Linked DNA regions of Homo sapiens: region 1 is linked to region 2. The links are chromatin loops, found by intact Hi-C in ENCODE. Cell type or tissue: chondrocyte. All regions are shown on one strand. Each heading gives the region's core, and the rest is flanking DNA. Links, peaks and the distances in the headings are about the cores only.

Region 1 (15,033 bases), core at 6,413-10,412, 380 kb after region 2:
AAATCAAATGCTGTGCTGGAAGAACCACTACTCTCTTCAGAGCTGTCAGACAGGGATGTTTAAGTCTGCAGAAGTTGTCTGTCTTCTTTTGTTCAGCTATGCCCTTCCCACAGAGGTAGCATCTAGAGGCAGTAGGCCTTGTTGAGCTGCGGTGGGCTCCTCCCAGTTTGAGCTTCCCAGCCACTTTGTTTACCTACTCAAGTCTCAGCAATGGCAGATGCCCCTCCCCAACCAGGCTGCCGCCTTGCAGTTCGATCTCAGACTGCCAGGCTAGCAGTGAGGAAGGCTCTATGGGCGTGGGACTTCCCGAGATAATCTCCTTGTCTGCCGGTTGCTAAGACCTTGGGAAAAGTGCAGTATTTGGGCGGGCGTGTCGTGTTTTTCAAGGTAGTCTGTCACAGCTTCCCTTGGCTAGGAAAGGGAAATCCACCAACCCCTTGTGCTTCCTGGGTGAGGTGACACCCCAGCATGCTTCAGCTCACCCTCCATGGGCTGCACCCACTGTCCAACCAGTCCCAATGAGAAGAACAAGGTACCTCAGTTGGAAATGCAGAAATCACCCATCTTCTGCATCGATCACACTAGGAACTGCAGACCGGAGCTGTTCCTATTCAGCCATCTTGGAACGCCCCTCCCCACCCCCACCCTTTTTTTTTTTTTTTTTTTTTTTGAGATACATTTTCATTCTGTTGCGCAGGCTGGAGTGCAGTGACAAGATCTCGGCTCACTGCAACCTCTGCCTCCCGGGTTCAAACGATTCTTCTGCCTCAGCCTCCCCAGTAGCTGGGATTACAAGTGCCCATCACCATGCCTGGCTAATTTTTTTGTATTTTTAGTGGAGATTGGGTTTCACCATGTTGGCCAGGCTGGTTTTGAACTCTTGACCTCAAGTGATTCACCTGCCTTGGCCTTCCAAAGTGCTAGGATTATAGGCCTGAGCCACTGCGCCCGGCATCAGATATTTCTTGATAGCAATGCAAGAACAGACTAATACACTCACCATCCTTGGGTCAGCTCATAAGGGCAGGCCACGTTCTATCCTTCCTTCATCCCCTCCTCAGTTAATTGGGAAGTTCAGAAGAAACATCTGTGTTAAGGTTAACTGAGCACCTGCTACCCACAGAACTGAATACGCTGAGCTCGCTGTGAAGCTAAGGGCTGGGCCTGGGGCTGCGGGCTATTCAGGTTAGGCAAAGGGAGGAGGACGGGAAGGGCCATTTTGAGGGCTGGCTCTCTGTTTAGCAAGGGTGACCTAAGTAGAGTCAGCGCAGGGAGATCCAGGTTTGCAAGGCATGAATCTTATACAATCTGGGGATCCAGTTTAAGAAAAAGAGTATAATATTATAAATACTAAATTTTGTATGAAAATGAATTTCTATTATGAGAACATAAATCACAACAAATATTAGAGGCTTAGACATTCAGGCCCCTTTTCAGATTTCTTTAGGCAATTTGCCAGAAATACTTTTGCAGACACATTTTATGATAGCGCCCTGGCCCTCCTCCCCACCCAAAGCTCTGCTGAAGTCCCAAGCTGCCAGCAGATGAGAGGGTCTGATGCTTCATTAACTTCATAATCAATTCATCTCTTTGGAGAAGATCCACCATGCCAGGCTGCCTTCGTGAAGAATGAAAATGACAAATCAACAGAAACCAGCTGTGATCCAGTGAACCCAGCTCCTATGATCCCACCCAGTGCCCTCCTGGCCCTGGGAGGGGCAGAGCAGCTCACAGCAAGCCTCAGCCTTGAAAAGCAGGGTTAGAATCCTTGGCACCCAGGCCAGGGCCTGGTGCATAGGAGAGACTCAGCAAAAGGTATGTGAATGGGTAGATGATAGAGAGTAGCTATAGGGAGAAACCAGCTGCCAGGGCTTTACAGGAGAGGGGGCTCAGAGCCTGATGGCTCTACGTGTGCATTTAATCAAACATTTAAGAAGAAATAATGCCAACTGTACACCTCTATGCTCACTCTTCTAGAAAACAGAAGAGTAGAAATGGCACTCTGACCCAGCTTCATGAAACTAGAGTCAGATATTTGGTATCACGTTTTTTTTTTTTTTTTTTTTTTTTTTTGAAATGGAGTCTCAGTCTGTCACCCAGGCTGGAGTGCAGTGGCACGATCTCGGCTCACTGCAAACTTCACCTCCCAGGTTCTAGCAATTCTCCTGCTGCAGCCTTCCGAGTAGCTGGGCTCACAGGTGTGCACCACCACGCCCAGCTAATTTTTGTATTTTTAGTAGAGACGGGGTTTCACCATGTTGGCCAGGCTGGTCTCAAACTCCTGACCTCAAGCGATCTGCCCACCTCTGCCTCCCAAAGTGCTGGGATTACAGGTGTGAGCCACCATGCCTGACCGGTATCACATATTTCTGATACCAAAGCCAGACAGAGAAACTTCAGGGAAAGACCAATATTACTCATTAAATAACTATATATGCTAGAATGTCTGAAATGTGAAAGTATTCACTGTCTGGAGAATGTGGAGCAACTGGAAATCTAAGCCACAGCTGGTGGGATGTAAAACAGTGCAATCACTTTGGAAAACAGATGGACAGTTTCTTTAAAAATTAAACACACATGAAAAAGACATACACGTTTCATGTAAACCCATGATTTCACTGTTAAATATTTATCCAATAGAAATGAAAACATAGGGCCGGGCGTGGTGAAACCTGGCCGGCATGGTGAAACCCTGTCTCTACTAAAAATACAAAAATTAGCCGGGCGTGGTGGCAGGTGCCTGTAATCCCAGCTAATTTGGAAGCTGAGGCAGGAGAATGGCTTGAACCTGGGAGGTGGAAGTTACAGTGAGCCGAGATCGTGCTATTGCACTCCAGCCTGGGCAACAGAGTGAGACTCCATCTTAAAAAAAAAAAAAAGAAATGAAAACATAGATGTTTTCATACAAACACTTGTGTGTGAATGTTCCTAACACTTTCATTTCTGCGAAACTTGACACTGAAGTGAGCATCCATCAGTGTGAACAGATGAAGAAGCTGTGGCATGGCCATATAATGGAGTGTTATCCAGCAATAAAAAGTCTCAAAATAATTGTGCTCAGTGAAAAAAGCCAGACACAAGGAGTGCAGACTAATTGATGCCATTTACATGAAATTCTGGAGCAGGCACGCTAATCTGCAGTGACTCCAAGCATCCCAGTGTTTGCTTGAGGCCAAGAATGGAGGGTGAGATTGTCTGCAAAAAAAGAGAATTTTGGGGGTGATTAAAATATGCTACATCTCAGTTGGGGGGAAGTGGTCACAGGGGAGTGTTTGTTAAAACTTAAAATGTACAATAAAGTTTATTTTAAACTTGAATAAATATAAATGAATAAAAACACACAGTTTCAAACTCTACTCCTAAATATTTTGATTTAATATTTAATGTCTGGGTAGATAAAGCCTAGGTATTTTTTATAATGCTCCCCTGGTGCTTCTGGGGTAAGACCCAGGTTGGTGAAGGAATTGGACATAACTTTTGAAAAGGTCAATGGAGTCAGGTCACTTCTCTGCTCAAATCTTCACAAACACATCCCATTTCCATCTTTGCAGGTTCGTCTCAGAATACTCTGTGTCTCTCTCACTGTGACTCTGCCACCTGGACTCTCACCCATTCCTTTATTGTCCCCAGTGGTTCTGCTGGTTCAGGCTGCACGTTGCCCTTTGGCCTGCGATGCTCTTCCCTGCACAGGGCCGCATGATTTCTGACATTCATGGCACCTTCCTCAGCAAGGCCTCCCCTGACCTCTCCATCTGTGGTCACCCTCCATCCCCAGGCTCTCTCTTCATTTCTTTGTTTCATTTTCTTCACAGTGCTTATTGCTTTGTAAAATAATCTAGCTGTTTCATTACTTGTGATTCACCCTCTCCGTAGTTTATAAGCTCAATGAGAGCAGGAGCTTTGTCTGTCTTGTTCTCTGCAGTATCTTGTCCCCCAAATGGTGCACAGTAAGTGCTTAAGAAAATCCAGCTGGATAAATAAGCTCACAGAGTTGTTGTGAGGTAGTGAAACTGAAAGATTCACCATTGACCACTGAAGAAAAATTACAGAAAAGGTTGAATAAATCTTAGAACGTGACTACAAGCAGTGAAGGAAATGCAGTGCTTCATTTTCTTCTTTCACTTTCTGATATTTTCCTAAATCCTTGCAAAGAGCAAAAATTGTCATGAACTCCTATGAGTACATCTGTCCAGCCAATCAGCCACCATCCGCCTCTCCAGAAACCACCATACGGATTCACAGGGAGGAGTCCCTCCAAGGCAGCCCTTTTATACCCCATCCTCCCTGGACACAGCTAACTGGAGAAGCAGCAGACACCTTGCCCTTCCTGGGCAAATCAGATCCTCTGCAGGTGGCTAGCTAAGGTGGGAAGTTAGCTGGCTCCTCCTAGTGGAGGGAGAAGGGGCTAAGAAAGTGGAATGTCTTGCACCAGTGGGAGGGGAGCAGGGCAAATGCAGAAAGCAGCAGGCTAGACCACAGGGCTCTCCTGTTCCAAGGCCTGCTTAGCTCAAACACGTCCTCACCTTAGAATTCCCTCTCCTAGAAACCATCCATTCTGTTTTGTTTTGTTTTGTTTTGTTTGTTATCTTTTTTGCTTGGGCTCACTTGAGTGCTTCTATTAGTTGATACAAGAAGAATTGTAACTAATCAAACCTCCATTACTGTAATAATAAGAAAAATAGTGCTATAAGAATTCAATTTACATACAAACATTTTTAATATGAGTACGTATTTACAACCGGAACATAAAGAGAGGTCCCCTTGTAGTTTCTATTGTGCCATTCTTGACTTGCAGGTTCTCTCTCCCCTAGTCCAGGATGCCCTTGGAAATGTCTGATTTCCAAACCAAAGCCAGGGCTGTGGGAATGCTGATGGCGATGTGGGTGACTGGGTCCCAGGTTGTCTCAGCCTTGCGTGGGAGCAGCCGTCCCTGAAGACACCAGTGCCCCATGCCTGCTCAGCACTAATTTGAGCTGTGACACCATTTTCCAAGCTGTCACCACCTCCAGCAACAACAGAACCTCTCTGGGGGGAGCAGGGAGGGTTGGTATTCAATTTCCCTCCTCTGCTTCTCAAGAGTTGAGTTCCCAAGTTCAAAGACATCTATCATGGTGAGTGATGGATTGTATTTCAGAGCAGGTTGGCAGCAGGAGGGAATTGGATTTAGAAACAACCATCTGGCTTTTGCAACTGTGTGCCCTTTGGCCTGCTCAGCGTCAAGCCTGCTGTCACACAATCTGAGTAGCCCTGGGAGCAGACCCGACCCTCGTGTCCAGCCCAGACAGGTCTCTGTGCTGGAGAAGTAGACAGCACTCAGGAAGCTAGTGAGGACCCCATGGGGCTGCTCATGGAGGGAGTTGGGGCTGAGCACAGAGATCTTTTTGAGAGCCAACTATATGCTGGGCACTGGGGAGACAGACTGAAGAAGACAAAATGCCTGCCCACCAGCAACACTCATTCATTCATTCATTCAAAATCATTTAGTTTTTGTGTGTGTGTGTGCCTACTAGGCCCAGGCATTGGCAAGTTTGCTTCCCACTGGACAATGGGCAGCTCTTTGTCTCTGAAATCGCACTGTTGGGGCTCAGATGCCAACTCCATTGCCTTGTTTGTTGTGCAACACAGGCAAGTGGTGCTGATTGGCGGTTGAACATCAGCACCTTCCCTCTCTACAGCACTGTGTCCCCCCCTGCTGGTTGGGGGTAATAATAACACCCATCTATCTATGGTCTCTGAAACAGTGTCGACAGGGCACCTGTGAGTAGTAAATGTTCACTAATATTAGCTGGTAATACTTTTTAAATTTGCTTATTAGTTTTTGTTTTTGCTGTTACCACTTTTATTGTGTCCATGCATTCTTTACTCAGACACAATTCTTTGACCACCTTTTTAACTGACTTATCAATTGGTGTGATATCCTTACACCATCCATTTTAGTAGCCACAGCAATGGCAGATTTTAATGCAATAACTCACACTAATAAGGGGTGTCCCTCTTCGCATGTAATCTCCCTTGGGTCCCCATAAGCTGGGGCTCTGGGTGGTTCCAGAGTCTCACAAATGCAACATCTCAATGCCATCTGTGTGGTCAGCAGCTTGACACTCCGGCTGCATTTTCCATTCTGTGAGCAGATTGGGAGGCAGCCAAGGTGAGTATCAGCTTTTAGGATACCTGGGGAGAGACTGTGTCTCCTCACTGCTTAGCAAAGAGTGGAAGAACAACCAATCAGTAGGCAGTAGGCCATGACAGCACTTGCAGCTGACAAGCAGTGTCACTCTCTGTCATGTTTTCAAAAACTCTTTAGGGGTAGCAAGCTCTAGAAGACACCAGGTTATACACGTTTAGCAGAGGCTGCATGCAGGGGCAAAGAACTTGCAGTGTGTATGCTTTGGCCTTTCATTGAGATGAATCCTAAAAGTAGAAAAAACGCCAGGCATGGTGGCTCATGCCTGTAATCCCAGCACTTTGGAGGCCGAGGCAGGCAGATAATCTGATCACCTGAGGTCCGGAGCTCGAGACCAGCCTGACCAACATGGAGAAAGCCCGTCTCTACTAAAAATACAAAATTAGCCAGGCGTGGTGGCGCATACCTATAATCCCAGCTACTTGGGAGGGTGAGGCAGGAGAATCGCTTGAACCCGGGAGGCAGAGGTTGCAGTGAGCCGAGATCATGCCATTGCACTTCAGCCTGGGCAACAAGAGTGAAACTCTGTCTCAAAAAAAAAAAAAAAAAAAAAAAAAGTAGAGAAAAATAAGAAAAAGACTGGGTGCAGTGGCTCACACCTGTAATCCTAGCACTTTGGGTGGCCGAGGAGGGCAGATCACCTGAGCTCAACAGTTCGAGACCAGCCTGACCAACATGGTGAAATGCTGTCTCTGCTAAAAATATAAAAGTTAGCTGGCCGTTATGGTGCATGCCTGTAGTCTCAGTTACTCGGGAGGCTGAGGCAGGAGAATCGCTTGAACCTGGGAGGTGGAGGTTGAAGTGAGCCGAGATTGTGCCACTGCACTCCAGCCTGGACAACAGAGAGAGACTCTGTTTCAAAACAACAAGAAGAAGCAAAAACACTTTGGGAGGTTATTTATCCTTTACCCTCAAGGGACTCTCATCTGGGTAGTAAAAGAATAAAATCGTTTGATAAAACAGTATAAAAAGATGTTTAAACCCTAGTGGTGTGTAGTTGTGTGTGTACATTAGTGTGTGTCTAACAGAGGCCAAGAATGAGACACCAGCCAATGACATCATCCACACTGAATACAGAAATCACCACATTAGCTAACATTTATGGAGTGTTTATTGTGTTCCAGACACTGTACTAAGTACTTCTATGTGCATTACCTCATTTAATTATCACAACATAATAATGTATGTAAAACACTTAATACCTGGTGCTGAGAAGGTGCTGAATATGAAACTGTCACCATTACTATTATTAATTATTATTGTTTAGATTATCATCCCCAGTTTCCCGATGAGGAAATTGAGGCTCAGGGATGCAAAATGGCCTTCCCTTGTTTTTTAATTGCAAAACGATCTCAAACTTGGTGTGTGTGAATGTGTGTACGTGCACAAATCTAAGGATAGAAAGAATGGAAAGTGACCTTTCTCCTGCACCTTTCTAGCACTGAGAATGTAGTAGCCACTGCCATTCATTCACTCACTAAGTCCTATTTCGTTTTCTTAGCTGACAGATCAGGACACAGGAGGATGGAATATAACTCAAATAACTTTTCCAGAGTCACGGAGTGAGACAGGCGTGGAGTTAAATTCTTCCAAGGTGGGTGAGCATGAACCCAAAGTTCTCCTCCACTCAGACAATTCATCCTGTAAGACTCAAGATGCTCAACTGCAGAGTGGTCATGACATGACTCCTGCATGCTCAAAGCCACAGGAGGGCCAGAAGAAGCTATGCATGTGGACACCTCAGTGGGAAATCCTGTCCACTGCGTAAGCACCCAAGAAACAGTTGGGTCTCCTCTTTTAGTGTGAAAGTGCAGCATCTGTTCACACTGTGGGGTGAGCAGTCCACAGAGCAGAGCCCACGGTTCTGCAATCCGGGGCTCTGCCCCGTGCCCCTCTCTGGACACACTTTGGCAAGGACATGGTTCCAGTCCACTGCTCTGTGCCCAGAGGATATCTCAAGCCCCACAATCACCCAGGAAAATGGCTTTAGTTCCAGAACCAGAGAGAAAAGGGAGGCTTCCTGGGGAAAGACAAGGACAGCTAGAGGTTCATTTCTGCCCTTGGTTCTCCTTTCTGCACGTCATGTGTAATCCTGTCTCTAAATACCTCCCTGGCTCAGCTGGGCATTCTCATGCCAACTGGGATGAAGAGCAGCTGGTTCAGGCTGTGATTGGTTCCTGGGACCTCTTCTTCCCCTACTGCCAAGGCTGCAGTTGCCACCAAATGATGGTTTCCCCTCCCCCTGACACTGCCTGGAGCCCAGCTGACTTCACACTTCACTCCTCCCTCCTGCTCACCAGTGATAAGAATAGCAACCACAGCATCACCCCAAACCCCTCCAGGGTGAAGGAAGGGGCAGCTGTCACCTTAAGTGTCAACTCCAGGTCCTTGTGAGCTATAGAATCAGGTTTGAGAAACACCCTTTGGTTGGGGAAGTAAGCACCAGACACCCCCTGCTGGCTGAAAGTGGAATTCAGGTTCGTGGTCCCGCTGCAGCCTGGGAGAGCTCCCTAATCTTCATGGACATCATTATCCCCATTTTCCAGATGAGGAAACAGACAAAGAATTTGCCCAAGGCACCACTGCTAGTCAATGATGCCCTCCAGGCTAATCCCATTCCAAATCTCCTTTTTCTTTCCGAGGGACTGCCTAAATATCTAGATGTTCCACACCCAACCTTTCAACTCTCCCTTCCTATGCCTTTTGATTCAGTAAATGCACCGTTTGTATTCCCTTGGAAATTCCACTCTGGAAGGAGAATCTTTTGACAGAGGCGTGCTGCATCCTGAGACGCTGAGCCGATGCAATCACTCATTATCTCATTGATGCAGGGCAGAAGGTCCCCTCCCTTCCAGCAGGCCACAGAGGAATTCCTCGGAGGATGCAGATGCTGCATGTCTTGACTTCCAAGCCAGGGAATTTCTGCCTTTGTGCCTGCACCTGTATTAATTAATCATTCTTCTAACACTGGCTGTGTCTACATGCATTATTCTAAAAGACAATTCTATTCTTAAAAATAAGCTAATTTAAGCCAGTGATCTGCTGCTTTTTCTTTTTTCTTTTTTTTTTTTTTTTTGCTAAATTTTGGTTTTAAAATAAAATCAATCTTAAGAATAGAGAATTCAATAAGGCAAAATTCTTGAAAGAAGCTTATCATTTATTCATTTATGTAGCATGTATGTGACAAGACCAGGCTAGCAATGTAGGGAGTGGATCAAATAGAACTGACAGCAAAGGCCCCCAGTCTAATATGCGGAAGAAAGAAAAGACAAGCTCACTGCAGAATGCAGAGAAACACATCACACAGGCAAATAAAATGTTCCTTGTTCCCATTTTCACCCCTTAACAGCAAAAAAAATAAATATGCATTCATCTTACAGGGCATAAAAGAGAGGTCTGTTCAATTGTCAAATCTAGAGAAACTTGGTGGTGGAGGCAGAATTCATGCCTATGAGTTTACCATCAATTGCTGAGATTATTAGAACAACACGGACATGCTTGGGAGTGGAGAGGGGACTGAGATTAGCATCACCAGGGAAGTGCAACGGTGGGTGGGTTCCTTCTTGTAGGGGAGTGAGCAGGTGTTAATTGCCATTGCTTGTGCAATGGCATGGATAAGGTTAGGCTAGCATTTGGCATCCACTATCTGTAAAGAAAGGGTTTTTTAATAGTCCTCACATGTCTACAGGGTGTGACAGATTTAAATTAGATAAGAGATAAATTGTTTTCAGGGACAAATTAAACAAAGCAGTTAATGATATTACAAATCACTCTCAGCTGTCATTGAAGCAGTCCTCTGATGTTGTCCATGAGGCCCAGTTCTGTCCATCTGCAAGCTGCTGTGGGGCCCTGAGCACAGACCTTGCAGCTAGACCATGTGGGCCTTTCCCAGGCTCTGCGCTTCCCAGGCTGTGAGCCTGTGATCACCTCACCTCACATCCCGGAACCTCAGCGCTGCATCTGTGAAATGGGGCTAGCTCCCCCATCTCCTCAGATTGAGGTCAACAATGTGATGTCATAAAAAGTGTTCGCTAAACACGGTCACCACTATTTAAAAAACAATCACGCAAGCTTGGGGTGGATGTGATTTGTCTGTGCAAAGGGTCGACAGTGGTGGCGTGCAATGATCGCCTCACATTACCGAGTAAGGTGGCTCTGCCACCATCATTCTTGTTGACTTCTGGGGGAGGGATGGAGTCCCAAAGAAAAGAAAAGAAGGTCCCAGGGCCTCTGGGAAAGACCACATTACATGGTGTGGGTTGTGTTCCTGAATGTGTCCATACTGGAATGTGGGTCTCTGGAGGACGGATGTTCCCAGTTTCTCTCTGCACCACTCCCACCCCACTCCTAACGCTTCTCCTTGACTGGAAGGAAACATGGCCTCCTCTCTCCTCGGGGTTCATCTCCTATGGGGGCTTCCTTCCTCCTGGAGCCTGGAGAGAGATGCGGGGGGCAAGGGTTGCTCCCACTTTTGAGCAAGTCCTGAATTTTATCTCCCACCTTGGCCTGCGTGCAAAGGACAGGGTACCTCTCATCTTAGTGTTCTGCCTCCTGGATGTGCGTTGGACATTCCAGGCTGTCTCTCTGTCCACATTCATGTAAGGCCCCAACACACAGCTGCTTATTCTGCAGGGTGACTCCTGATCAAGGCCAGACTCAGCACCACTCCAGATTGTGCACTGTCTGGGGCAGGGCCCTCCGTGTCGCCTTTCTGAGCCCCTAACAGATCTCGTTCAAAGCCGGACCCATAATCAATGCTCAGAGAAAGTGTTGAACAGACACATGCCCCAAAGAGTCTGAGCTTCTTCACTTAAAGTTTCCTGGGCTCTGCCTCCATCCTCAGAAATGACCCATCCATTTCAAAAAGAGGCTCTCCAATGTCAATACTGCACCTCCCCAGGATCCAAATCCATTTCCCTGCTCCTCCAGCACAGCACAATTAATAAACGTCCCACTGGCTTGCCATTCCAGGTTGGGAGCTCACAGCATCCCTTGAAACCATGCTGGCAGAGAATTTGTCACCGTCAACTCGCTGCTCCTCCCGTGGTGCCACACCCCAGATGACACAGAGCATGGCCTATGCCTGTCAGCAGACCCTCCACTGCTGCTGTTGCCAGCCCCCAGGTCTCATCCTCCTTCCAGGGTCACCTTTGGAAATGCTGCCCACTGAGTAAGTGCCCAAGAAACAATCAGGTCTCCTGTTTTAGTGTGAAAATGCAGGTCTGTTCACACCCTGGGGTGAGCAGTTCACAAAGCAGAGCCCATGGTTCTGCAATCCAGGGCTGGCTGTGCCCTGCATCCCTCTCTGGGTTGTGAGGTTGTGTGGGCTGTGGATCCATATCACATGCCAAATACTCTTCCTGGTGAGAGGGATGCAGAGATCAGCAGACACACGCCAAGACACCAATAAACTGGCAGCCACCTACAATCCAGAGCATGTCAGCTGGTGACAAGGGCTGAGAAGAACACCCAGAGTGGCTGCGTGGCCAGGGCGGCATCCTGAAGAGGAGATTGCCAAGCAGTGCTGGAATTGTATGAGTAAGTCAGCCAGGGACAGTCTGAAGAGTGTGAGCCAAGTAAAGGGAACAGCACACGCAAAGGCCCTGTGGCAGGAATGTGGTTGGCTTGGTCTGGAGGCAGAGGAAGCTGAGTGACAAGAGTGGAGTGACAAGGGGGAAGAGAGAGGCAGAGGCTAGAACAGGTAGGGCCTGTGAGCCATGGGATGAGCTTCTCTAAAATTCAGCCCCCTGAATTTTAGATTCAGGGGGTCCAAATGCAGGTGCGTTCCATGGGTGTATTGCCTGATGCTGAGATTTGGGCTTCTGTTGAACCCGTCACCCAAATAGGGAACACAGTACCTGACAGGTGGTTTTTCAACCCTGTTCCCTCCCTCCTTCCCCACTCTAGCAGCCCCCAGTGTCTAATGTTCTTATCTTTATGTCCATGAGTACCCAGTGTTAGCTCCCACTTACAAGTGAGAACATGTGGTATTTGGTTTTCTGCTACTGTGTTAATTCACTTTGGAGAATGACCTCCAGCTGCATTCATGTTGCTACAAAGGACATGATTTCATTATTATTATTATTATTATTTGAGACAGAGTCTCACTCTGTCGCCCAGGCTGGAGTGCAGTGGTGCAATCTTGGCTCACTGCAAGCTCTGCCTCCCAGGTTCAAGCCGTTCTCCTGCCTCAGCCTCCCAAGTAGCTGGGACTACAGGTGCCCGCCACCACGCTTGGCTAATTTTTTATATTTTTAGTAGAGACGGGGTTTCACTGTGTTAGCCAGGATGGTCTCGATCTCCTGACCTCGTGATCCACCCCCCTCGGACTCCCAAAGTGCTGGGATTACAGGCATGAGCCACCGCGCCTGGCCCTCATTATTTTTTAGAGTTGCATAGTATTACATGGTGTAGATGTACCATACTTTTCTTAGCCCACCATTGGTGGGCACCTAGATTGATTCCGCGTCTTTGCTATTTTGAAAAGTGCTGCCATGAACGTACAGGTACAGGCGTCTTTTTGGTAGAATGATTTATTTTCCTTGGGGTACAGACGCAGCAATTGTATTGCTGAGTAGGATGGTAGCTCGGTTTTTCATTCTTCGAGAAATCTTCAAACTGCTTTCCACAGGGGCTGAACTAATTTACATTCTCACCAACAGTGTATAAGCACTCCCTTTGTTCCACAGCCTCGCTAGCATCTGTGATGTTTTGACTTTTTAATAATAGCCATTCTGATGGGTGTGAGATGGTGTCTCATTGTGGTTTTGATTTGCATTTCTCTGACGATTCGTGCTGATGAGCATTTTTTCCTATGTTTCTTGGCCGCATGTATGTCTTCTTTTGAGAAATCTCTGTTCATGTCCTTCGCCCACCTTTTAATGGGATTATTTCTGGTTTTTGTTGTTGTTGATGTGTAAGTTCACAGAAGGAGTTTCCATCTGAGGCTGAGAGTGGGCAGCAGAGGGGCGCCGTCTGATACAGAATATCCAGAATGTCTGCAGTTCCCTTGGCTACCCACACCGCGGGGCTTGAGGGACAGGAGCCGGCACAGGAGAGCTTGGCTGCAGTGTGGACAGTGGTGGGAGGCTGGTGGGTGCAGAAACGGGGAGGTCATTCAGGAAACGGTGGCAGGCGTCATGAAGCAAGTACGGAGGCTAGGCCCGCGGGGGAGGCTATGGGGAAGGAGAGACTGTGGGCAGCTCCAGGGAGGGCGGCCCAGACCCCGAGACAGACTGATGGGACCCGTGGAGAGAGAGGGCGAGAGAGGGATGGAGGGGCTGCGAGGCGTCCAGCCTGCATAACAGGTGAACAAATCTGCCTCTCTAAACACGAGATCTGCCTGCAGGGAGGCGACTTCCCTGGTTCAGTCCCCTCTGATAGAGACCGGAGAAAAGGCCACCTGGGCAAAGCTTCCCAGGTGGGGCGAGCAGCTGTGGGAAACGGTGCGCACTGGAGCACCCTGGCCAGCCAGTTTTTCTCTGTGTTTGCAGAAAATAGTCATTTCCTCCTCTTTCTTCTTTTTATTGCCAGGAGAGAAGCATTTCCGCGAAGCCCCAGTGCACGTGATGGGAACGTGCTCCCACTTCCTATGAGTTGCTAGAATGCCGAACAGTCTTTGTGAACGCAAATGGATGGCCTTGTCAGCAGCGAGAATATGTGCAGAATATACAGTGGCATTAGACAGGGAGGTGGCCGGCATCCATGGAGCAGATCTGCATGGGTACAGCCCGAGGGTCCGGAGGCGGGCTGGAGACCTACTCTGCCTCCGCCCAGCTTCCTCATGCTCGAGCCTGCTAGGGCAGGACTCAGCCCAGAGAGCCTGCTGGATTTGGGGCTCTGTGTGGAAGGGCGAGGAGACATCGCAGTGCCACTCTGACACTGCATACATTTTCCTAAAGCACAGGAAAGGAAACAGAAGGCTCCAGGGAGCCCCAGGACTTGACCTCTGGGATTGGGCCATTCTAAGGGCAGGCTCAGCAGTCTCTCTGCTCTCCAGGAAAGGCGTTCCCTCTACGGGAGACAGCTCTGGGCTTGCTTTGAGGGCTCCAGACTGGATTCAGCATACGCGGGAGCTGGGGGAGGGCGGCTTGCAAGGCGGTGAGCTCCCCGCCACTGGAAGCTGGAAGCTACAGGGAAGCTTCCGCGGAGGACTGGCGATGGCTTCTTTGCTCCAACAGCTGCTCCTTGTGCCAGGCTCAGGCTGAGTTACAGCTAGAGGTGCAGTGGCTACAAGAGTTTCTGCTCACGGTCATGGAAGAGAAAGAAAATGAACAAGGTAAGTGCCATGAAAAAAAAAAAAAAGAGGCATGGGGGAGAGGTGGGGGATTTTGCAGCTTGGTCCCCAGCAGAGAAGAGCCATTTGCTGAAAAGGAGTAGCACTGGGTGCATCTGGAGCAGCGGCAGCCCACGCAGAGGGAACAGCCACTGCCGAGGCCCAGAAATGGACATTCGTTGTGACATTCGATGCTGCTGAGATGACATCTAGCAGTTGGTGCCTTCCCCTCCAAGTCCAGAGAAGGAGGTGAGGCCTCACCGGGGGGGCCTATGGCCTGGAAAAAACCTGTGTAGGTGTGATCTTGTTCTGGGGTCCACTGGGACGGGGGTGACAACCAGGCGGCCAAAGTGGAGCGTGGGAAGGGGCGTGTCAAAGCTGAGCTCTGTCCTGCAGGCCTATGGGCCAGCGGCTCCCTCTGTCAGGCTGGTGGGAGGGGGCTCCGTCTGCCATCTCCCTCACCCGCCCCCCCTTCCCCCCCCCCCCCGCTGTGGCTGCCAGCTCTCACACCCGGCATACGCTGGATTCTTATTTTAGCTACTGTGACAATTCTCAAAATAGGCACCAAAGAGGA
Region 2 (15,033 bases), core at 6,230-10,229:
ACCTGAGGCTTGGACCTTCCCTTCATGGAGTTGTTAAAACTGCATGGGGACTTCAGGTGACAAATCCAGGAAGCAGCAACCGTCATTCAGAGCCAGCAGTTGGCACGCTAAAGAAATCTAAAGAAATCCTGGGGTCTCTGGGTGGTCTGGTATGGATTACCTCTGAAGCCCCGCTCTTTCTGTGTTGGTCCTGTTTAAACCTCCACACTGAAACTCGTTTTTGCTCTGACCATTATCAATATGGAACACAGGTGTGGGCTGAGCTGGGCGGGTTGATGAGAGCTGAGGGGAGGACATGCTGACATTAGAAAAGTCTCTGAGATTAGAACAAGCCCCTGGTCCACCAGGAAAGGAAACAGCAATGCCAGAAAGGCAGGAGAATCTGGATTCGGAGAGGACCTATGTCAGTTTCTAGATCTGGATTTGGGGAGGACCTATGCCAATTTCCAGGTGGACATAATGAAAACTGCAGGGTCCGCTTCTACATCCCTGGTGTTGGATCTCCACAAAACCTAGAACAGTGGCCTGGAACACTGGGATGGTTGTAGTCCCTCAGAGTTTAGGCTGGCCGGAACTGCACACACAAAATTGTCAATCGTCACTCCCAACTCAGGACTGGCAGGCACAACAGTCTCCATTGCCCAGGACAGTGCAGACACCACAGTCCCACACAGCCCAGGACAGTGCATACGCCACAGTTCCCCATGGCCCAGGACGGTGCCGACACCACAGTCCCACGAGGCCCAGGACGGTGCGGATGCCACAGTCCCACACGGCCCAGATGGTGCACACATACCCTTCCCTTATTCTCCAGGAATGGGCAGACCCCACAGCACCTCACAGTCCAGGCCTATGCACACGCTACATTCCCCACAGCCCAGGTCTGTGCAGATGCTGCCTCCCCTCATAGCTAGGACCAGGCAGACGTGGGAGTACCTCGCACTTTATGAGTGGGCAGACATTGTAGTGTCTTCCAACTCAAGACTAGGGCCAGAGGGATAAGGAAGTGGCTGAAAGAGGCCTTGTGATCAGAACTGCGAGCATTCAGAGTGTGTACATAATGGCTGAAGATCAGTCAGAACCCCGTAGCTCTGCAGATGTCAGTGTGGACAGAGGATGCCCAAAGGATAAATTTTTTTCTTCCCAAGACTAATATTTAAAAGTCACATGAGTCTTGCAAAATTAAATAACACTCTAGGAAAAATTTCTGGATTCATTGTATCTGGAATTAATTATGATGATCATTTTTGCAAAGATTGTTATAGAAAAAATAGATTTTTATCCTTGTGCACATTTGGATTTTAAGAAATTAGAAGAGCCAGTCTTCAACATCGTCCTGGGCTCCATAATCCCCTTGCATCCATGTTGGAAGTTCCCACTGGGAGCACACGGGGAAGGGTGCCCTGAATGTGCCTTTCTGCCACCTGCTCTGGGGACTGTCCCCATTGCCAGGGAACTTTGGGTTCTTTACCCCTCCATAGGCAAAGGAGAACCTTACACAGAAATCAGCCTTCTGTCCTCACACAGTAGCCTCATCACAGGGCTTCCAGGGGCCCTCAGGCAGGTGGGTGCTGAAGTTTCCCCCTAGATGATCAGCAGCCTGCTTCCACCCGAAATCCAGTCCCCCTGGCTGCCTGTGACAAGAGAGCCCTTCATGCTGAGTGCTGCTCTCATCGCACCTTTTTCTCTCCGTGTTTAGACAGAGAGAGTGGATTCATGTTTGATTAAACAGTGTGGGCCCAGGAAAATCAATTAGCAAGCAAAGTGATCCACAGTAATCAGGATCAGTGCCATCTACTAAGCTCCCACGATGTGCGAGGTCCCATATAAGGGCCTCACTGTATCATCTCCCTTAATCTTAATGAGATGAGATAGATAGTATTATCTTTCTCACTTTACCAATGAGTGAGAGGGCAGAGAGAGGTTAATGCAGAATTGCTAAGTATCTGATCAGGATTTGAAAGCAGGGGTTTGCAATTCTGTAGACCTTGCACTACACTTGTGGGGCAGAGCCAGGCATCCCTCACATCTTGGTGACCTCAGGGAGTTGCCAGGATTGGAGTCCAAGACCCACCCTTGTTGGGGTTGGGGGGCAGCTTGTGAGCAGCCTGGAATGAGCCCCATGATTGATCGCTGCACCTTCCTTCCCACAAGTGGGTAATTTGGTCTCCTTCTTTGTTGCAGTTTTTGCTTTTGTTTTTTAATTTGAAATAACACCATCCAGTTGGCAAAGCCTGTGGGGAGAACCATTTTATTACTTTTTCTAAATATAACGGGAAAAAGTTGCTGACCCAGAGCTCTGTGGCAGGAACAAATTGTGCAAGTTCTGTTAAGAAGAGGATAGATGTGCACCTGGGACTGCAGAGAGGGGCTCCCAGGATGGGCTTCTGCCAGAGGCTGATGTCCACATTGTGTTCTCTTCCAACGCAATCATCACGTTAGACGAAGCATGAGAATTTTTCATCAGCTGTGTTTAAACTTGATGATGCTACTTGCAAAGGAGGGGCTTTGAGTCCCAACTCAAGTCATACTTCCTCTGGGAAGCATTCCTGGAGTTTCATCTGCCCAAGCACCAGCATTCTGCATTCAGAGGTTCAGTATACACTGTCTCACACTGGCGCTGTCTTTAGTATCTAACTGTCTCTCCAGGTTGTTTTCCTGGGAGGCAGAAACTGGCTCTCACCTTCTTTTGCCCACACTGTCAGCACCTAGAAGTGCCTGGCATGTTTCAGCCCTCAGCAGTCACTTGTTTGGTAACAGTCACCTGAATGTCAAATCTTGCTCTGTAAATGAGAACAGTAATACATATACACCCTTTAGGGCTGTTGGGAGGACGAGGGACAAAGCATAAAAAGCATTTATCACTTTGCCTGTATGTAGTAGGCAATTAATTAGTGTTGACTATTATAATGTGTTTCAGAAATGAATAGCTGCAAACAGAGCTCAAGTTGTCATCCCTGTGGGAGTGGGATTATGTCTCCTGGAACTCTATGGAGGTCAGTCTCCTGTGTCATCATTTAACTTTCTTATCGATCTGAATCCACCCGCCGATGAGACCTTCTGGTGATGCTGCCCTGGAAGGTGTAATTAAAATTAAAGCAAAACCAAAGAAATACATTAGAAAGGAGAGAAGCAAGGGCTGGGAGTGACAGGGAGGCAGGTTGGAAATGCAAACGAGGCTGTGCTAAAATAGTCTCCACGGCTGGGAGAAGGAAGAAACCATCCAGAATCTAAGGGTTTTCTAAGAAACGGTAATGGCAATGAGGAGGGCCGCTGGGGAGGACTCACAGATCTAGGTGAACCAGGTCTGTCGGGAGCATTTGCCGTGTCTAGTGGCCCAACTCACTCATAGTATAGAAGGCAGGAGGGGGTGGAAGAGATGGAGGGGATGGCAGGAGATCCCAGAAGAGGTGAGTGTGTTGTGTTTTTCTATCTTCAAGGTCAAACATATGGTCTCCCAGAAAACCAACACCAACTCCAAGCTTAGTCCACACGCTCCAGGTAGGCTCTGGGGCCCTCTGGTTCAAGGCGCCTGGAGCAATCAGCCCTTCAGATACCCCTGGAGATGGTGATTACTTCATGGCACATCTTGTAACCCAAGCCGGTCCCATGAGAATGTCCCCAGGATGAGCACAGGTGCTACTGAGAGCAATGACTTTTTCCCAGTGGACTGGATGCTGGGGGGATGGGGAGATGGTGCCTTTTTAAATCCTTTATCCAAAAGCTGAAGCCCGAGACCTAGGCTGGGAAGCCGGGTCAAGAGATAGACATGAAGCTCCAGTGACTTTTTTTTCTGAGTCCCTGGATCAAACCACACCTGAAAGTCACATATGTGTTTGGTTTTCTAGTTTTATGAAGCAGTAAATCTGCTTTGTTCTTGACCAGTTTGTGGTGAATTTACTTTGGACACTAAGCGTTCTGAGGCCCCAGGCCCCAGGAGGGATACAGTAGATTGGTTCACCCGACATCTGTTCTAGTCCTTTCTAGTGGGTGTTCCTTTACTGCAGGGGTGGGGGAAGCAAAACTCCAACTCCAAGGCCCCTCCCAGCTAGGGCTCTGTATCTGATTGAGGTTCCACCAACCAGGTGTCCTATGAGACTTGACTTGCGGCCAAGTTGCATGAAAGAGGGGAGGCAGCCGTTTCGCTGGTGTGTTTGCAGCAGGTGCAGAGGCGCTGCTTGATCCCCGTATCACTGCCAAGCTGGTGGAACCTGGAGCTAGTGCTTAGGATAAGACATGACGATTCACCTCCTGTGTGATTATAGCAAAAGCAGCATGCAGTTTTCCGGATGGGCCAGTTCTGCGGTGAGGTCCTGGGTCCCAGTCCTACAGAGCCTGCCCCTGCAGGCCTTCCAGGGGTTTTGGAAGCGCCTCATTTCCAGTATTCGCCCCCTTTTCTTGAAATAGCTGGAGTGGTTTCTGATTCCTGCATCAGTATCCTGACTGATACAGCAGCAATTCTGCCTTTGGACACGGTGTTTGCTTTCCGTAGTCAGGCGTTAGCACGTCAGGCTCCCCCGACCTTGGGCGTCTTACTGCCTCCAGGTGGCAGGAGGCTAGTGACTGCTCCCTGAACCCCCAGAAGTATAGATGGACCATATTTGTGATGTGGTTCCCAGCTGACCCAGATTTGGAGTGGAGGAAGGAGAGATGAGGAATGGAGGTGGGTGCAAAAGGATAAATTGACTGAACTTGAAAAGAGAAAATGCTGCCATTAGCATGGGCCATTCTCCCCGTGTGCCTCCTCGGGGTTTGTGAAGAACAGGAATTAAGTCGTTCTGAGCAGCCTCCACAGAGTTATCCTAAAGGCAGATATACCCGGGGTTCTTTGGCCATGGTGCATGCCTGTCCCACTCCAGAGGAGGAAGACAGCAGGCTGGAGGTGGGTTTGGGTTGTTTCTCAGGAATCACAATTTGGGATCCCTGGTACAAAGCCAACTTCCTTACGATTTCACACTGAGTGATTGGCACCACCCATGCCCATATCAAACAGCTAAAAACACAGCCCCAGGTATGTTCCAGCTTTCTGGGTCTTCTCAGATATATGGGTTGTTCCTGAGATCAAGGACAGGGCACTGTGTTCTCTCAGTGTAGTTGGGCCCCTATATTTGACACTTCTTTTACATTTGATTTCAAGCTCCAAATAAAATCCCCTACATATAAAGGTTCTGCAGATTCACTGACTGGATGCCCTCTTGACTTCCTGCTAGCGTGCCTTACTGTACAGTAGGACAATGGTCTCTGAGAGTGGGCTTTGAAACAGCAGGCTCAGCATCACCACGGAACTTGTTAAAAATGCAAATATAGGCTGGGCGCGGTGGCTCACACCTGTAATCCCAGCACTTTGGGAGGCTGAGGTGGGCAGATCACAAGGTCAGGAGATCGAGACCATCCTCACTAACATGGTGAAACTCCATCTCTACTAAAAATACAAAAAAAATTAGGCAGGCATGGTGGTGAGCACCTGTAGTCCCAGCTACTTGGGAGGCTGAGGCAGGAGACTGGCGTGAACCCGGGAGGCAGAGCTTGCAGTGAGCCAAGATTGCACCACTGCACTCCAGCCTGGCTGACAGAGCAAGACTCCGTCTCAAAAAATAAAATAAAATAAAATAAAAATAAATAAATAAATAAGCAAACATATGGCCAGGTGTGGTGGCTTATTCCTGTAATCCCAGCACTTTGGAAGGTCGAGGCAGGTGGGCCATTTGAGGCCAGAAGTTTGAGACCAGCCTGGGCAACATGGAAAATTCCCATCTCTACACAAAAATTTAAAAATAAGCCGGGTGTGGTGGTGGGCACCTGCAGTCCCAACTCCTCGGGAGAATCACTTGAGCCTGGGAGGCAGAGGTTGCAGTGAGCCGAGATCATGCCACTGCACTCTAGCCTGGGTGACAAAGTGAGACCTTGTCTCAAAAAAAAAAAAAAAAGAAAAGAAAAGAACACAAGCCTCACCCCAAACCTTATGAAATGTTAGCTTTCTCACAGGGTTATTGCAGTGATTAAATTGAAACAAGATGTGTAACACATCTAGCCAAGAATCTGCAGTTACAGGGCTGACACTCTTTGGGTCTGTGTGTAAGGGTGCATGTGTGTGTGTATGTACGTGTGTGTGTGCATGTATTTGCACACGTGGGTTAGTGTCTGTGTGTGTGTATGTGTGTGCATGCGTGTGTATTTGTGTGTGCACTTATGTATGTGTGTGTATTTAGGTCACTGCGCACACCCTCAGCTCTGTCTGCGATGGCTCTCTTTGTCCATGATGGACCTGTATTCATCTTTCAGAGTTTTACTCAAGCATCCTTTGGTCTATTTGCCTGTGAGCTCTTGTCTTGTCTTACTCCCCCCGCTTGTACTAGCCCCTCTCCCAGAGCTTCCTCCCTATCCACATTCCTTGTTTGCATGAGTAGAGTAATCCCTGTGGCTAGTCTGGGACCCATTCACCCTTCTCCTGCTCATGGCATCCTGGTTTTATTTTGGGAAATTTTGTGCCACCCAGTCCTAATCCGTGTGGTGTGGTGGGATTGATCCTACAGCATATTGTCTGGGCTGACCAATCTTATTCTACTTCAAGGCCACAGTGATTGATTCACAAGTGAGCACGGGACATACGTGGGTCCAAGGCGGGTAGGTCTCTAGATCTGGGCTTGAAATATTGGCCCATTTTTGGTTGGGATGGGAGAAATCCTGCCCAAGCACAAAGCCAACTTTGAGTAAAGCAGAAGGAGGCAATGGAGACCAACTCCCGGCTCTGAATGCCTGAATCTGTCAGTGACCACCTTTTAGACCCTGTGAGTGTGTAGCTGTGTGAATTAACCAAGACCTCTTTTTGTAAATTTTAGGGGATTTTGTTCTTGTGTTGTTTTCCCAAGTCACTGTGATTGTGGTTTTTTCCCCTTGAAAAAGAACGAGTTGGGTTTCGTGACCCTGTTAAGGGACCTGGTCTTACAAATGCCTGGTTCCTGCAAAGTCCTCGGTCTATGGTAGACCCCCAGGAAGTGCTGAATGATGGAATGAATGTCTACCAAAAGAGAAGGGCTGAGATCTTTTCCTTCAGCCTTTTCTTCACCTCTTCAGCATGCATTCATGCGGCACTGCCCATGCTCCAGGCTTCTCTCCACTGTGCAATTTGCCTGGCTGACAAATTCCCCTGACCACCTCAACCTGCACAGTATCTGTGAGATCTCAGGGGATGAGCAGAAATGTCTGCACCCAAAGGCCAAGTAAGGCCCCTCCACAACCCTCTGGGCTGAAAGTTGTTGAGTTCAGATGGCTGTGCCATGCAGCTGTCTGCTAACCATGCCCCATAGAGTGGAGCAGACACTTGTAAAAACGTCCCTCTGAAACTGGCTCTGTATGGCCCCAGCAGGAATTAATTTGCTATTGTAAATGAGATTAACCAGCCTGTCTTCCAAAACTCATTTGTCCATCAGATGGTGAGGTGACTGGTGGCCAACCTACTGGGGGATGTTTTGGAGAGGGGGGAGCTCTCCACAGAAAACGGCCTTCTCTGCCCTTAACTTCTTTTTGAATTAGGATTCCTCTTCCACACAGCAAATGTTGGCTCAAGCTTTTGGGCAGCTGCAGGACTGCAGTTAGTTAGGGGTAGGAGGCCCACCTGGGATGGGCTTCTGGCAGCTCTCTGAAGGGTGGAGAACATGACCTGGATGTTCCTGCCTGAGGAAGGAACCATGGCCACAGACTGGGCCCTTTTTCCTGCTGCTGGTCAGGGGACTTAGAAGCCCTCCCCGAGTCTCTGGAAATCTTGGATCTGAACTCCAGGCTCTGGGCTTCTAAGCCGTGCCTCCCGCTCCCCTGTCACCTGGTGAGGAATATGGGATGAGGGAGAAGACAGGGTGAGGCTGGCACAACGGGGAGAGGGTCGGAGGAAAGGATGCCAGTGATGTGCTTCAGACCTTTTCTAAAACCACAGGTTGAATTGTTGATTTCTGGTCAGGTGTGGTGGCTCAAGTCTATAATTCTAGCATTTTGATAGGCCAAGGAGGGAGGATCACTTGAAATCAAGAGTTTGAGACCAACCTAGGCAACATGGTGAGACCCAATCTCTATTTAACAATAAAAATAAAAATAAAAAACTAAAGTGTTAATTTCCAAAGCCATGTGTCTGTCTCCTTAGAAAACCTCTCAAACTCACTGGAGCAAACAGCACCTGTAGACTCAGCGCGGGAGCGCCTCTTCCCTCTACAGCTCCACAGACATCACTGCACTCCCAGCAGCACAGGCAGGAGCCTGCACCAGGAAAAGCTCAGGGATGTGCTGGCCCACTCCTCTCCTCTGACCCTTGAGGACCCAGGTCTAGGGGGGATTAAGAAATATGCCATAGGAAAAATAAATGCAAGAGCTGAATGGAACTAGAATCTCTGTCGCTGGACTCCTAGCTCAGTCCCTTTCAAGCTGTTATTTAGGATTATCATCGGACTGCCCTGGGCCTCCAATTTTCAGGAGTTTTTCACCCCACCCAGAGTTTTAAGGCACTCATTGTGAATTACACAAATCATGGATGTAGCCCTGCTAGCGCTAAGCAATAAGTTGTCCTGCATCGCCCCCTGGTGGGCTTTTGAGCTATAGTCATATTAAATATATTAAATTTCTAGGAAGGACTGAAGTGGCTGGACCCTACCTCTGTGATACCTTAATTCCTCCAAGACTGTAAGACGGTCGGCTCCATCCACGCACTCCCTCTCTCCCACCTGTGTGGAGCGCCCTTCTCTTTTCTCAAACTGGATTTGATTATTATCCCAATCCTAGTTGCCTTTCTCAGGCACTCAGTTCTCTTTCACTGAAGCTCTCAGCAGAGTGTGGATCTAGGTGCACTGTGCTTCTATTGGTTTCCACCTTAGCTGGGCTGCCTTCTGGAAACAAGAACTTGGCTGTTTTAAAAAAATACATATATATATATATATATATATATATATATATATATATACACACACACATACACACATATACATATACATACATACATATATATATACATATATATATACATATACATACATACACACACATATATACAAGCATGCGGTGTATAATAATCCCATCAGGGTAAGTGGGGTGTCCATCACCTCAAGCATTTACCTTTCATTGTGTTATAAGCAAAATACTCTTAGTTATTTTGAAATGTACAATAAATGATTGTTAACTGTAGTCACCCTGTTGTGCTATCAAATACTAGATTTTATTCCTTCTATGTTTTTATACCCATTAACCATGCACACTCTCCCCTCCCCCAACCCTTCCCAGCCCCTGTAACCATCCTTCTGCTCTCTATCTCTGTGAATTCAATTGTTTTACATTTTTAGCCCCAACAAATAAGTGAGAGCAGGCAAAGTTTATCTTTCTGTGCCTGGCTTATTTCACTCAACATAATGACCTCCAGTTCCATCCATGTGGTTGCAAATGACAGAATCTCATTCTTTTTAATGGCTGAGTAGTAAGCACTCCATTGTGTACATGGACCACATGTTTTTTATCCATTCATCTGTTGGTGGACAGGTTGTTTCCAAGTCTGGGCTATTGTGAACAGTGCTGCAATAAAAATAGGAGTGCAGAGATCTCATCAATAGCCTGATTTTCTTTCTTTGGGGTCTATGCCCAGCAGTGGGATTGCTGGATCACATGGTAGCTCTATTTTTAGCTTTTTGAGGAACCTCCAAACTGTTCTCCATACTGGTTGTAAGTTTGTTGTTTTAACCTTATCACTGGATACTTAGCACTGGGCACAGTGCTAGGGCGTAGATAAGACACTCAAATATTTCTTCAAGGGAGGGAGCAAGGAAGACAAGGAGGCCAGAACACTTGCCTTGGACATCCTTGAACCCTCACCACACATGATGTACAGCCTGGAAGAATAGCATTAAATCATGGATGGACAAGCAGATGGATGAAGAAATGACTTTCTCCTGGGGCTCCCTCCTGTCAAACTCCCACTTCTAATCTCCAGTGGCACAGGCCCCTGTCCTGCCCTAGCGCCTGTCCAGGTCTAAAGTGGCAATCCTGGGACCCCATTGCCTGCAGTTTCCTGATGTGTTTTTTGCATATATTTTTAAAGACAACGGAACCCAGAGATTGGGTATCCTATTTTTTGGTTTAAAACTGTCAGAGATGTTTGAACCAGAGTGACTCCATCTTGAATAGGGGCTGGATAAAAATGGAAACTGAGATCCGCTGGCCTGTTCCCGGGAGGTCAGGCATTCTTAGCCACATGAGGTTTATGGTTAAAGGAATAGTTGAATTCATGTTGACCAAACAGACCCAAGACTTAACCGACCCAGGAAATGTCCTAATGTCCCGATATCTTAAGAACAAAAGCATTCTTAGTTTAAGAATAAGTTTCGCTTTAAAGATGCAGATTCTTGTGAAGATGGTAGTTACACAAAGATTAGCACTCCTTTGACACAGCCCTGGTAGTGGAGCACATCCCCCACAGCTTTTGCTTTGTTATTCTATATATAATCAAGCATTTCAGCTAAGATGGATGCGTTCCTCCTCTTGCCTTTGGGAGCGCCCTGCTGTGTCTACGAAGTAGCCCTTGCTTTATTCCTATACTTTCTTAATAAACTGGCTTTTGCTTTACTCTGTGGACTTGCCCCCATTTTTTTCTTGTGCAAGATCCAAGAGCCCTCTCTTGGGGTCTGGATTGAAACCCCTTTCCAGTAACAAAACCACAGTGGCCCTGATTTTCTTAGAGAGAGTTCCTGAGAGTTCATAAGAAAAGATTTGAGTTCTGATTGTATCCAGATCAACCAGCCTGACCTGGACATGTTGACAATTGTCGGTGCCATTACAGGAAAGTCTCCATCCAGGAGAGGTGGGGGACAGGGCCGGTGCCCATTTGCCTTCTAAGCAAATGCGTCAGAGACTGTTCTAATAGGGAAAGAAAGTATAACTAATGAAATTAAATTCAGGGAAAGAAGATGAGCTCTACTAATGATTAATGTTCAACTTAATAGATCAGCAAGACATGCTGAGTTGAGAAGCTGCCCAGAGGGTTCCAGCCCACTGCCCAAGCACAGGAGGAACAATGAGAGGAGCGACTTCCGCTCCCCGCACCCGCGGCTTGTCTCTGGGGAAACACAGTTATTAATTGCTCTAAAATGTCAGTCACTTTGCTTCAAAGTAGCCACTTCCCCGGCTGCTTTCTGATCTCCCCCTTGAAAATGACTTCCAGTGTGGACATTGACTCTAGCTTGTGTTTAAAACAGAATTTGGGGCTGGGCTTAGTGGCTTATGCCTGTAATCCCAGCACTTTGGAAGGCCAAGGTGGCCGGGTCACCTGAGGTCAGGAGTTCGAGACCAGCCTGGCCAACATGGTAAAACCTCATCTCTACTAAAAATACAAAAATTAGCTGGACATGGTAGTAAGCACCTGTAATCCCAGCTACTCAGGAGGCTGAGGCAGAAGAATCGGTTGAACCCAGCAGGTGGAGGTGGCAATGAACCAAGATCACGCCACTGCACTCCAGCCTGGGTGACAGAGCGAGACTCTGTCTCAAGAAACGAATTTGGGGGCTACCTAACCTATCAATGCACTAGGCTTTTACATCTTTTTTTCTTTTAAAGACAAGAGTCCCACTCTGTGGCCCAGACTGGAGTGCAGTGGTGCAATCATGACTCACCACAGCCTCCATTTCTTGGACTCAAGTGATCCTCCTGCCTCAGCCTCCCAAGTAGCTGGGACCACAGGCCCAACACCATGCCTACCTGAAACAAGCTTTTTACAAAGTGACAAATCAGCTCAGTTCAATACATGTGGGTGGGATCCTGCTGTTCTGCTGCCCTGCCCCTGTGGCTGCAACCTCAGAAGGCAAATACCCACAGGGAACAGACGCGCCCAGAACAGTGTGAGGCAGGGTCCGCGGGGGCTTCCAAAGAAGAAGACAGAGAGCTAGAAGGGGCCTCAGCTGAGGCAGTGCCCGTGGGCCAATGGTGGCCGCACTGTCTTCCTGGAGGGACAGGCCCTGGGCTCAGAGCAATGTGCCAGCTGGGGCTGGGATTTTCTACTCTCTCTTTTCCAGGCACCAGTGGCAGATAGGAAAGGACCACTCCCCCAGGGTTCCCCTTTGGGACACATGGCCTCCTTCCCTCTCCATCCCTTCCTCCTGGGGTTTCATGGAGCCCCGACTGTGTGCTGGGCCCTGCGGCAGCTAAGGTCACCAGGCTCCAGGCCCTGCTCTTGCAAGAGATCCAGACAAGCTGCCTGGGAAGTGAACAGTGGGAAGCCACACACCAGGAGAACTGGAGCAGGCAGGCGTCACGGTGCGGTGTGGGGAGGGGTGGACATCTGTATGACAACAAAATCCTCCCTCTGTTTTGAATCTCGCTGTATTGAACTCTGCAGTCTTTAAAATAATGTAATCTCTAGGACTCTGCAGCTTCCCAAATCCTATTGACCTGTGATTTGGATAAGAACTGATCTCATTTGTGTCTGAATGAATGAATGTTGTCTGTGCAAGCAGCTGACTTCAGGGCTAGGCTGGTCTCCAGCATCATAAGAGCAAAGGCATGCTTTGTGGTTACAGATTGGCACTGGAGCGGCCCTCCCTCCCTCTCTTTTGGGGACCTCGAGGGTCCAGGGGCGAGGGGAGCCGTGCCAGCAGCCTGCCTCAGTGTGTGTTCTCTGAGCACCTCGTGACCTTGCTGGGAGTGTGTCTGATCAGCCGCTTCCCTTGTGACCAAATATTTGGTCATGGCAGCAGGAGAGAATTCCATCAGTGGACAGCTCTATTTTTAAGGCTCTGGCTTTGTTTTCTCTTTCCTGAGAGGCAGTCCCTGCAGCAGGCTTGAGCCTCTCTCACTGACAGCCTGCCTCGCATAATGTTAAGCAGGCATCGGACACTTGCTGGAAGGCAGGGAATTGCAATGAAAGAGCACGGAGGTGAGAAGCTGTGCTCCTTGGGGTGAAGGCAGCTTCTGTGCTCCTGGGATCTACTGTTAAGCCAGGGTGACGCCAGCTTGCATGCTACCGGAGGGGTAAGTGTGTGTGTTTGCGTGTGTGTGCACGCATATTCTAAGATGACAGCATCCTGTCTGCCTATCACTGCCTGAAGCACCCCTTTCTCCAACCCCACTAATCAGCTCATTCGCTCACCTTCCCCTATGAATGTATCTCTTTGCCCACCCCTTTGCCTGGGACAACCTGTCAATTTCCAGCCCTCCTCTCTTTCCTTCTCTTTTCTGCAAAACCTCGTGGGATGCCACATGAGTCTGTTTTGTGTTGCCATAAAGAAATATCTGAGACTGGGCAATTTATCAAAAAAATGTATAATTGGCCATGGTTCTGCAGGGTGTACAGTAAGCGTGGTGCCCTCATCTGCTTCTGGGGAGGCCTCAGGAAGCTTTTACTCATGGCAGAAGGGAAGTAAAGCCGGCATCTCACAGAGCGAAACAGGGAGCAAGAGAGGTGCCTGGCTCTTTTATTTTATTATTTATTGTATTTTTTGTGTGATTATTTTTAACTTTTATTTTAGGATCAAGGGCACATGTGCAAGTTAGTTATATAGGTAAACTGTGTGTCATGGAGGTTCGATGTACAGATTATTTCAGATAATGGGCATAGTACTCTGTAGACATTTTTCCTGATCCTCTCTCTCCTCCCACCTTCCACCCTCAAGCAGGCCTCGGTGTCTGTTGTTCCCCTCTTTGTGCCCATTGGTTCTTATCATTTAGCTCCCATTTATAAAGAAGAACATGCGGGACTTGGTTTTCTATTTCTGCATTAATTCACATTGGATAAAGGCCTCCAGCTCCATCCATGTTCCTGCAAAAGACATGATCTCATTTTTTATGGCTGCATAATATTCTATGGTGCATATGTACCACATTTTCTTTATTCAGTCTACTGTTGATGGGCACCTGGGTTGATTCCATGTCTTTGCTGTTGTGAATAGTGCTGCAGTGAACATATGTGTGCATTTGTCTTTATGGTAGAGTGATTTATTTTCCTTTGGGAATTACCCAGTAATGGGATTTCTGGGTCAAATGGTAATTCTGTTTAAGTTCTTTGAGGAATTGTCACACTGCTTTCCACAATGGCTGAGTTAGGTCACCCTCCCACCAACAGTGTACAGGAATTCCCTTTTCCACGCAACCTTGCGCCAGGCTCTTTTAAACCACCAGCTCTTACATGAACTCATTGCTGCAGGGAGGGCACCACGCCATTCATGAAGGATCCACCCCTATGACACAAACACCTCCCACCAGGCCCCACCTCCAACACTGGGATCAAATTTCAACATGAGATTTGGAAAGGACAAATATCCAAACACATCAAGCACCCTCTAATCTAGTAGCTCAATCTCAGCTCTCCTGCGAGCTGGCCCTGTGGTTTTTGCACATGCGCTTCGTCAGTCGAGGGATCCTTTCTCCTTTGTGACAATGTGACCTCTCATAGGGGACATGCTGCCTGTCCAGAGCCCCATCAGAGGCTTAGCTGCTCTTGCTATCCAATCTCTCCAGGGACATCGCAACCCTCCTCTTGCACACCCGCCGCTCATGCCCTGAGTGATAGATGGTGTTGTGTGGGCTGTGCTCCTGTTACGCACCTGCCATTTGTGCCCTCAGGAATAGGTGGCGTTGTGTAGGCAGTGCTCCTGGTTTCTGCTGGAGAATAACTGGTCCATTTTGACCTTCTCCAACCCCACAGTTTTTACCTCTCTTGGACTGGTGCAGGGGAGCATGGCTGGAGGCCAGCCAAGTAGACATTAATTCTTGGTCTGTCCAACCCTTGGGAAATGCTCCTTTCAGCAGCGCCTCCAGGAGAATGTCCCCTAATTCATAGGGTCCCACCCTTTAGGCTTTCTTACTACCTACTCCTGGACACAATGGCTGATCCACACGTGAGCACTGGAGCCATTTGGGACAATCATGGAATCACCCGGGGATTTTTTGAATGGAGTTGATGGTGAAATATACAGTCTCTGTGCTATCAATAAATATCCTCCTGTTCTGGCCGGAGTCATCCTGGGAGAATGGGGCTGTCATGCGGGGAGGCAGATAGTGGGCTCCTGGTGATAC

The links. Peaks named below come from ENCODE experiments on the same cell type or tissue, not always from the same donor. Only the 100,000 strongest peaks of a DNase experiment are listed, where the experiment ranks them.
Region 1: it touches region 2 in a loop (3-fold over the local background); 5 of 110 quality-filtered maps call a loop at or near these places.

What each region holds. Positions count from the first base shown.
Region 1 is chr19:29,254,999-29,270,031 of GRCh38, forward strand. No RefSeq gene overlaps it. Among named protein-coding and RNA genes, the nearest start is that of UQCRFS1-DT, 49 kb to the left of the region's middle. In chondrocyte, for the core only: CTCF peaks have their summits at 8,637 (motif pointing left) and 8,837; no DNase peak of the experiment used is centred there.
Region 2 is chr19:28,870,802-28,885,834 of GRCh38, forward strand. No RefSeq gene overlaps it. Among named protein-coding and RNA genes, the nearest start is that of LINC00906, 87 kb to the right of the region's middle. RefSeq lists enhancers at 10,015-10,766, 10,767-11,516, 12,267-13,016. In chondrocyte, for the core only: a CTCF peak has its summit at 8,555 (motif pointing left); no DNase peak of the experiment used is centred there.